Regions from separate parts of the Homo sapiens genome. Here all the other regions are linked to region 1. The links are chromatin contacts, found by Hi-C or POLR2A ChIA-PET in ENCODE. All regions are on one chromosome and are shown on one strand. The core of a region is the stretch at or near the end of the contact, and the rest is flanking DNA. Distances in the headings are between cores, read along the strand shown. Region 1 holds the start of CHEK1 (checkpoint kinase 1). Region 2 holds the start of GSEC (G-quadruplex forming sequence containing lncRNA). Region 3 holds the start of ESAM (endothelial cell adhesion molecule).

Region 1 (2,700 bases), core at 109-2,608:
GCTATTTCTATGTATTCTGTCTTTAACTGGTATTCTGCTGGAGTCTGTATATCTTTTTTTTTTTTTTTTTCAGGCTAAAAAGACTCCATCAGACACACAGGAAATTTGCAGGTCTTCCTCTTCGTATTCTTTGTTTTCAGCACACAGTGAGGAAACAAGAGAAAATGGGATAAATGATATAAAAACTTGCTTTTATTTTTATACCAGGCCCTGTGGCTCGCTTCTGTAATCCCAGTGACTTGGGATGCTGAGGTAGGAGGATCACTTGAGCTCAGGAGTTCCAGGCTGCAGTGAGCTAAGACTGCCCAATTGCACTCCAGCCTGGGTGACAGAGCAACACACCCTGTCTCCAAAAACAACAAACTGTAAAAAGATTACATGAAGCCTAATCTGTGATGTCATGATTCAAAACTATACACATAAGCATTTTAAGAGTTTTTTCCTTGATTTTTGTTCCTGACTTTGCTTCTTTAAAAGAAATGTGTGTTTTTGTTGTTGGTTGTTTGTTTTTGAGACGGAGTCTTGCTCTGTTGCCCAGGCTGGAGTGCAGTGGCACAATCTCTGCTCACTGCAGCCTCTGCCTCCTGGGTAGCTGGGATTACAGGCACTCGCCATCGTGCCCGGCTAATTTTTGTATTTTTAGTAGAGACGGGGGTTTCACCATGTTGGCCAGGCTGGTCTTGAACTGCTGACCTCAGGTGATCCATACGCCTCAGCTTCCCAAAGTGTTGGGATTACACGTGTGAGCCACCAGGCCCCGGCCTTGAGTAACATTTTATACTTGTTTCACTTTACTATTATCATAATAGCCAGTTATGCTTAGTGTTTGTATGTGGCCCAGTCTTAAGGACTAAGAAAATATATATGTATATATATAAAATATATACATATAAAAAAATATGTTTTTTTCCTACGGAATCATGCTGTTGCCCAGGCTGGAGTGCAGTAGTGCTCACTAACCTCTAACTCCTGGACTCAAACGATTGTTCTGCTTAGGCCTCCCAAGTAGCTAGGGCTACAGGGACACACCACCAAGCCCGACTAATTCCTAAATTTTTTTATTTGTAGAGATGGGGTCTCCCTATGTTCCCCAGGCTGGTCCTGAACTCCTGGCCTCAAGCCATTCTCCTGCCTCGCCTTCCCAAAGTGCTGGAATTACAGGCAGGAGCCACTGCGCCCGGCCAGTGCTGGAGAATGTAATGGAGATGATCCTGCCTATCCCTGAGTTCCAGTCTAGTTTACTGTCAGAGAATACTTATTTCCATTTTTCCTATTTTGTTCTTGAGTCTCTTTCCTCAGAATTTACTTTTCCACTTAAATGACGTACGCAGCTTTTAAATTTGCGTTGTAAGATTTATTTTGGCTCTCCCCGCCTGTTCTTTGCACATTAAAAATGAAAAAGTTTGTAGAACTAAGCTAAGCAGATGGTCTTCCTGCAAAAAGACCGGGCTGAAGTAAAGCATTGTTTTGGAGCTGGTTCACAGAAAAAAGGCAAAACTGGTTATCCTGACTTCAAGCTCCAACATAAACTGCTCGCTTTCTCCGGGAAACTTGCCCCGCCACACACACTTGACTGCGTGGCCAGTTCTTTCGAAGCCTCTCGCTCCCAACACGGAGTTCCTCCCATTTCTTCACAGTCGGCTCTCAGCAGCTGCTGCTGGTTTCTCGGCTCCAGCACCACGAGTACCGCACTCTGAGGTTTACAAAGCACTCTGCTTCACCGACTGTGATCCTCACAGTCCTGTCCGGTGGCCTCACGCAGGTGGCGGTGCAGCCTTTCAGGCCCAGAGCGGCCAGGAGCGAAGCCCGCAGCCCCGCCTGGAAGCGCAGCGCGGTCGGTCGCGCGCCCCTGAGGCTTGGAGGCCTGGGCTTCCCCCAGCAGCGCTCGAGCACCGCCCAGTCGAGCCTCACACCGGATGCCACTTCATATTTGGGCCCAGAGCTCAATTCGCGCCGATGCGGTCCGCCGTCCTTAAATCTCTTCAGCCAGGATCTCTCCCCGACTGCAAAGCAGCCCTGGGCGGGAGCGGCAACATCTCCACGTCACCCTTTTGGAGCCGCCGACATTCAGAGGGGCAGGACACGGGAACGCGCGCTGTCTTGCTTTACGGCGCGGGTGCGCGAGTTTGCGGCAGCGTGACGCCCTCAAGTTTTGGCGGGAAAAGCGCTGCATTTGGATTCCTGCAGTGGTGGGCAAAGGACAGTCCGGTGAGGAAGGGCGGCCGGTAGAGTAGGGAAGGTTTCTAAAGAAGGAGTTCGGGGTCTAGATTAGTGAGGGAGGGCATGGTGGGAGAAAGTTAGCATTGACTAGCGCAGGGGATTGGAGAGACTCCTGCGGAGGGGCGGTTTCGGAGGGTGGAGGAATGGTACCAGGAGGTTCCCGTTGTGGGGGCGGGGGCAGGAGGGACTAACCCGCTGCTAGCTAAGAACCCCAAGGAAGAGTCCCAGCCCTTCCTTTCGCCTCTGGGGGCAGTTTGGCCCCGCCCCGGCCTTTGGGACGGGTGGGGCTGTGGATGGGGATGGGAATTGGAATTGAGCAATTGGGAGGAGGCGCTGCCGCAGGCGTTTTCTGCCCCATACCGCTCCCTATATCCTCTTCCTCTCTTCCCCAGACCCCCACCTCTCCCTCCTCCTTCCCCAGTCGTTCGCCGGAAAGCATTTGTCTCCCACCTCTTCATAACAACAATTAATTTCCTCTGG
Region 2 (2,700 bases), core at 117-2,616, 730 kb after region 1:
CATGGTGAAACCTCGTCTCTACTAAAAATACAAAAATTAGCTGGGCATGGTGGCACGCGCCTGTAGTCCCAGCTACTCGGGAGGCTGAGGCAGGAGAATCACTTGAACCCGGGAGGCAGAGGTTGCAGTGAGCCAAGATCACGCCAGTGCACTCCAGCCTGGCGACAGAGCGAGACTCTGTCTCAAAATAATAAATAAATAAATAAATAAATAAATAAATAAATAGTTGTTGAATGCATGTCTGACTGATTAAGCCAAAGGCACCATATTCAAACAAAATCAGACACTGGTGCAATGCCAAACAGCTTCTGCCCGTGCAAGGAATGATTTAGCATGGAGCACAGTCACCTGCAGAGGAACAACTTGGAGGCAGACTCTCCTTACTCAGCTCACTTGGAGCAGAGCTTCCTGAGTTGGGGGTTCTTGACAGATAAGCCCTCCAGCTTCAGCAGAAGCAGGCTTGGAGCTGCCACTTCTCTGAACCCCCTTGCACTTACTGTCAGTCACTCACACCTTGCACTTATTCACATCCTATCCTGCCTCGTTCTTGAATGGAGTCCATGGTGAGCCTTCTCTGTGCCGCTGGATGGTAAGCTTCCTGGGGACAGGGAATGGGTCTGATAGTTTCCTTGGAGCCCCTGGCGCTCCCGGCACTGGGCTGTTGATACGTGGGGCTCCGGAAACACTGTGCTGACCTGTGAAAGGGACTGGCCTAAGGGGCTGTGGATTGTCCTGTAGGGTGACTTCTGAACTGTTCTTCAGCCTGGGCAGTTCCCAGGTTTATTTGGGGGGATGCCTGGGTCCAAAGAACCAGGGTCAGGGGCCCAGGGGTTTCTTCCTGGAGACAGGATGCCTGGCGCCTTCAATAACGGAAAGGAAACTGAGAAACTTTCTGAGGCCAAGATAAAGAGTATGCAAGTGAGGGGTGCAGAGAGAGCAGTTTAGGGGCAGCAGGCCCCAACCGAAGCAGAGGAAGGGCCCACGTCTGGGCCCAGGGGACTGACTGGCTGCCTTGCGTGCATGGGGCACGGGAAGCATAGGCTCCCGGAACAGGACCCTGCCCCAGTTTCCCCAGTGAGGGAAGGACACCGTTCCCCGTGGGATAGAGCACTGCACCCTTTCTTGATTCTCATTGTTCCCGGGAGCGAGCGCCTTGGCTGCGCTGGGCATACCCACCCTGGCGCCATTCACAGGCAGTGCCTGCCCTGGCCCTGTGCTCACCCCATCAGGCCTCCTCTTCCGCCTCTCTGGCACCCACGGCGCCCCTGCTTGCCTCTGTCCGGGTCTCGGAGGCGCGAACACCATCCCAAGCCTGCGACCGCGCGGCATCACCCCCGCCCTTCCCCCTCCTCCACCCCGCCCTTTCTACCCCTCCCGGGAGCTCCTGGGAGTCGGGCCGCCGTGTGCGCAAGCGTGTCCAGCCCCTTCCCCGCCCCCAACCCGGGCCCGGGTCCCCGCCTCCCCTGCAGGCGGACTCGCCCGCTCCCAGGCCGGACCCGCGCCCGGGACAGGGACCCGGCCGAGTCGAGCCGTCGCGCCAGCGCTGCGCCGCCGGTCGGTGCGCCTAGCGGATCGGAGCTGCGCGCGGAACCGTGCTGCCCCGCCCCGCTCCACCCGTGAGGGTGAGTACGCGGCGGCGGTGCGCGGGGGCCCGCGGGGCGGGGCGGGGCGGGGAGCCGCGGGGTCCTCGGCCGCCTGACCCCAGCCGGCGCCGCGCCTCCCGGAGGGGGTCGGGCCCTGCACGTGGGCGCAGCGCGGGTCGGGGTGGGGCTGCCACAGCCCTGCGGAGCTGCTTTCCGGGGTCCCTTTCCCTGGACCAGATTTTCGCGGGAAGCCGGATCCTCTCCGTTCCCTTGGAGTGAGCAAGCGGGACAGTTCTGCGGAAAGTTTCCGCCCCCAATCCCCCAGCCCTGCGCCCGGACTGAAGCGGCGGCCCCCACCTCCAGCATCCTCGAGCGATGGTTTCTCCCACAACTACCCCGGTCAGGTCCAGCACTTGGGAGCTGACTGTGCTGGAGGTGACAGGCTTTGCGGGGTCCGCCTGTGTGCAGGAGTCGCAAGGTCGCTGAGCAGGACCCAAAGGTGGAGTTGTCAGTGGGAGGCCGGCTGTGCCCAGGGTCCTAGGGCCACGTTATGGGGGTCGTCAGGCCTAGGCCACTGTGCCTCAGGGCTGCATGGGTGGTGAGCAGTGGGAGGGATGCGATGGGGGGAGTGGGCTCAGCTGTCTGCTGTGGGTGTTTCCTCGGGGACCTGGCTGGCAGGGACCTCCCGGCCAGCCCAGAACTGCCAACATGTCTGCCAGCACTGCCCCTCCATTCCCAGTCCTGGGGGGAGGCTCTGTCTGGGCAGCTTGAGGCCTGACCTACTGTGGCTGCTTCCTCTGCTCCCCAGCCTGGGTCCTGAGGGCCTGGCTTAAGGGAACTGCTGCCAGAAGGCTGGGAGTGTAGGCAGTGTTCGGGTGCCCAGCTGTGCCCTGTCTGACCTCATGGCCACCCACAAGCTGGCACCCCCCACAGGCCTCTTGGGGAAGCCTGTACTTTCCACCGCCGGAGGCGGGTACCGCGTGGAAGCCAGGCTCAGGCGGACTCATTCTTTTTGAACTTTGGGAACAGGCCTGGTACAGGCTGAGTTCTCACAAGAGACACACACCCGTGTCACTGTCTCCTGAGCTGTGCCGGACCCGTCCTACAGACTCCACCT
Region 3 (2,700 bases), core at 106-2,605, 860 kb before region 1:
GGGACAGAAGGCTACTTGTGGCCTTGGTGTGGCCTGGGGGGCTGTACTTGAGACTCATTTTGTCCAAGGACTATAATATTGCATGCCCCGACACCTGTGGGGCACAGAACATGCTAAAGGGGACACTGGTGATCCTCATCTCTGTCCCCATCATTGTAGAATTTCACTCTACAGCTTCCCAGGCCTTACTTGTCCTGACATCCTCCAACCTGAGAAATGAGTTAAAGTCAATATAGCTAAACCCACCCTTCACTCCCATTCGAGATCCTTGAAGGGAGATGGCAAGAAAGCTGAGGGACAGCAAGTGAAATAGTTTAAAAGGGCCTAGTCCTGCCGGGTCCTCTCCCAGATGGAGTTCTGAGCCACCCCAGCTTCAGCTGAAGCCAGCGCCCCTGGAGGCCTACAACACTTCCCAAACACTTGCTCCAAGGAGGTTCCCTTCCTCTCTGACCCTTGGCCACCCTCCTCCCAATTTCCCCTCTTCCCTTTGGCTCTGGAAACCAATAAGGGTGGTGGGCCTTGGGGGGGTGGGGTGGTCACAATTCTGTTTCTCTGTGCGTTTGAACCCCTCCCCCATTTCCTGTGTCCCAAATGACCTCACGGTCGTCCTTTTGGGGCACCTCCCTTGATTCCCAGGGCAGGAAGCAGGAGGGGGCAAGAGAGAGCATCTGCGCTGGGGAATTGACACGAAGTGCGTGTGTCAAGCCTGGGGACCAGGGGTATTTCCCCGGGGGATCTTCCTCATCAGCTTGTATGTGGGGTCGGGGATGAGAGGGGGCTAGAGTTAAGTCCTTAAGCTCTTTAGCCAGTGTCTCATCTAGCGGCTCAGCTCATCCGGCTCTGCTGGGTGGGGGGTGGGGAGTGGACAGGGTGAGGAATGGTTCCGATAACTCACCCCAGAGGTATCCAGGTCTTCCGAGAGATGCCCTTACCTCCCCCCGCCATCCGCCCCCACACCCAAACTGGGGGCTGTCCCCGACAAAGCGAGAAGTCAGCGCCAGCCAGTGATGCCCTGGAGTGGGATTAGGAGGTCAGGGGAGGAGGGCGAGTCGTGGGACCCAGTTCCGCAGCAGTGGCCAAAGTTCTCCCTCAGGGTCGAACTCACCCCATCCCGCATCCCAAGTCCCCTCCAGGTCCGGGTTTCACTCACCGAGGGCACTCAGCCCCAGGAACAAAAACCGCAGCAAGTTGGTCACCAGGGGCCCCGGGAGGGAAATCATGGCCCTCCCTGGCCGGGACGGAGTCAGGGGCGCCAGCCGCGGGACGCACGGACCTGCAGGTGCCGAGGCTGCGCGACGGCCGGAGCGTGCGCGGGAGCCGAGCCGCTGACACCCAGGGCGGCTCCAGCCCAAGTCTGCGCGCCTGTGTGCCGGTGGCGGGGTGGGGACCGACGGCGACAGCGGGGCGGGGCATTCGAGGGGGCGGAGAGGTCGCCGTCCTCCCGGGCGGGGCGCGCGGGGTCCGCCGCCCGGGGGCGCCCCCAGCGCGCGGACGGCGGGACCCTGCGGCCTCCTCCAGGTCTGGACGCAGGGAGGGGTGAGGTAAGCTCTGATGCCCCACGAGCCAGCCAGGTACGAGTAGAGGGGGAAGAGGAGGCTCCAGAACTATCCTGAGCCGTAACCTTCCCTTCCGCCGGGGTGGGATAGGAAGGGTGACCAGGAAGGGTGGGAAATTTGGGGACTATCCGAAGTCAGAACCACCCGTAACACCTGACATGTAAACGCTCCTGGGCTCTGGCTCCAAACTTGGGGGTGCCGCATCCCCGGCCCAATCAGGGCGGTCTTCCTGAAGGAGGAAGAGGGGAGCAGCGTTTTCCAGCTGCAGGGAGAGGCCGGAGCGCCGGCCGCGCGGGCTCCCTGGCACAGCGGGAATCTGTGGCTTTCCTGGAGGCGGGGGCTGCGCGGCCACCGGAGCGCGGCAGCGAGGGCGACGGCAGAGGTCGCGCGGGAGCCCAGGGCGCCCCGGGACGCGCCAGCGGGGAATCTTCACCCGCGGGCAGGAAAAAGCGCTCCGCGAGTTCAGCAGACCCCAGCCCAGGCTGGAGGATTACCCCGGCCTGTGCCTCATACTCCGAGCAGGGAAGGTTGGCACAAGGTAGTCCCGGGAGCTGAGCAGGAAACTGAGGCAACGTGCGTGCTGCTCCCAGCTTAGCCCCTGAAATGAGCGGCGTACGGGCCTGATGCTGACTGGGGAGGAGGGGCGGCTGCGGGAAGGAAGACAGGACAGTCCCTCCGTTTCTTCTTTATCCCCCAAATCTTCAGTGCCTCCCATCCCCGCAGCGAAAGGCTCAGGCGCGCTCTGATCCTTTAATTCCCGAGACTAGATCTTGGTCGCTGTGAATTGAATTTTACGCCCCCCTTCCCGCGCCATTCGGTCAAAAGGCACCTCTGCGCCCTCTGGCGGCCGCCGCTCCCTTACAGAAAGGCACGCACCTGTTCTTGCTTTTCTGTCCAACAGCCAAAAAAAAAAAAAAAAAAAAAAAAAAAAAATGCTTCAAACATCCCAGCACAGCTCAACCACCCAGCAAAGGTCAGTGAGGGAAGAAAGCATAACAACGAATTCCTGACGCTGCCCGCTCTGCGGGCAGAGCTGTCTGGGAAGAAAAGCAGCCAGGCCTGCGGGATTCCATTTACTGCACATAGTTTTGCTGTTTTAACAGAGTGTAGTCCCTGGGCCCACACTTCACACAAGATCTTTTTC

The links. Hi-C counts contacts between places; a loop is a spot of excess contacts on that map. ChIA-PET counts read pairs that join two places held with the same protein, here RNA polymerase II (POLR2A). Pooled maps may share reads with other maps.
Region 2: a pooled map shows a loop between it and region 1 (5-fold over the local background). The contact joins the promoter of GSEC here to the promoter of CHEK1 in region 1. A Hi-C loop is called at or near these places in 5 of 50 pooled maps.
Region 3: a map of tibial artery shows a loop between it and region 1 (7-fold over the local background). The contact joins the promoter of ESAM here to the promoter of CHEK1 in region 1. A Hi-C loop is called at or near these places in 1 of 168 maps with a recorded cell type or tissue (tibial artery), 1 of 37 single-sample maps with no recorded cell type and 3 of 50 pooled maps. POLR2A ChIA-PET finds 5 or more read pairs at or near these places in 1 of 52 experiments (activated naive CD4-positive, alpha-beta T cell).

Annotation. Positions count from the first base shown.
Region 1 is chr11:125,623,805-125,626,504 of GRCh38, forward strand. It overlaps CHEK1 (checkpoint kinase 1), which reads left to right and starts at 1,359. Exons shown (of 13, transcript NM_001114122.3): 1 at 1,359-2,208. It overlaps LOC118567325 (a long non-coding RNA gene), which reads right to left and starts at 2,090. Exons shown (of 1, transcript NR_170378.1): 1 at 1,333-2,090. RefSeq lists an enhancer at 1,525-2,034.
Region 2 is chr11:126,354,221-126,356,920 of GRCh38, forward strand. It overlaps GSEC (G-quadruplex forming sequence containing lncRNA), which reads right to left and starts at 1,367. Exons shown (of 2, transcript NR_033839.1): 1 at 1,222-1,367. ST3GAL4 (ST3 beta-galactoside alpha-2,3-sialyltransferase 4) reads left to right here and starts at 1,466. Exons shown (of 11, transcript NM_001254757.2): 1 at 1,466-1,622. RefSeq lists enhancers at 358-1,101, 1,102-1,843, 1,844-2,587, 2,275-2,424 and a silencer at 1,305-1,684.
Region 3 is chr11:124,760,935-124,763,634 of GRCh38, forward strand. ESAM (endothelial cell adhesion molecule) reads right to left here and starts at 1,356. Exons shown (of 7, transcript NM_138961.3): 1 at 1,151-1,356. The coding sequence starts at 1,220. All of the region lies in intron 1 of ESAM-AS1 (ESAM antisense RNA 1), which reads left to right. RefSeq lists an enhancer at 911-1,414 and silencers at 1,145-1,554, 2,095-2,144.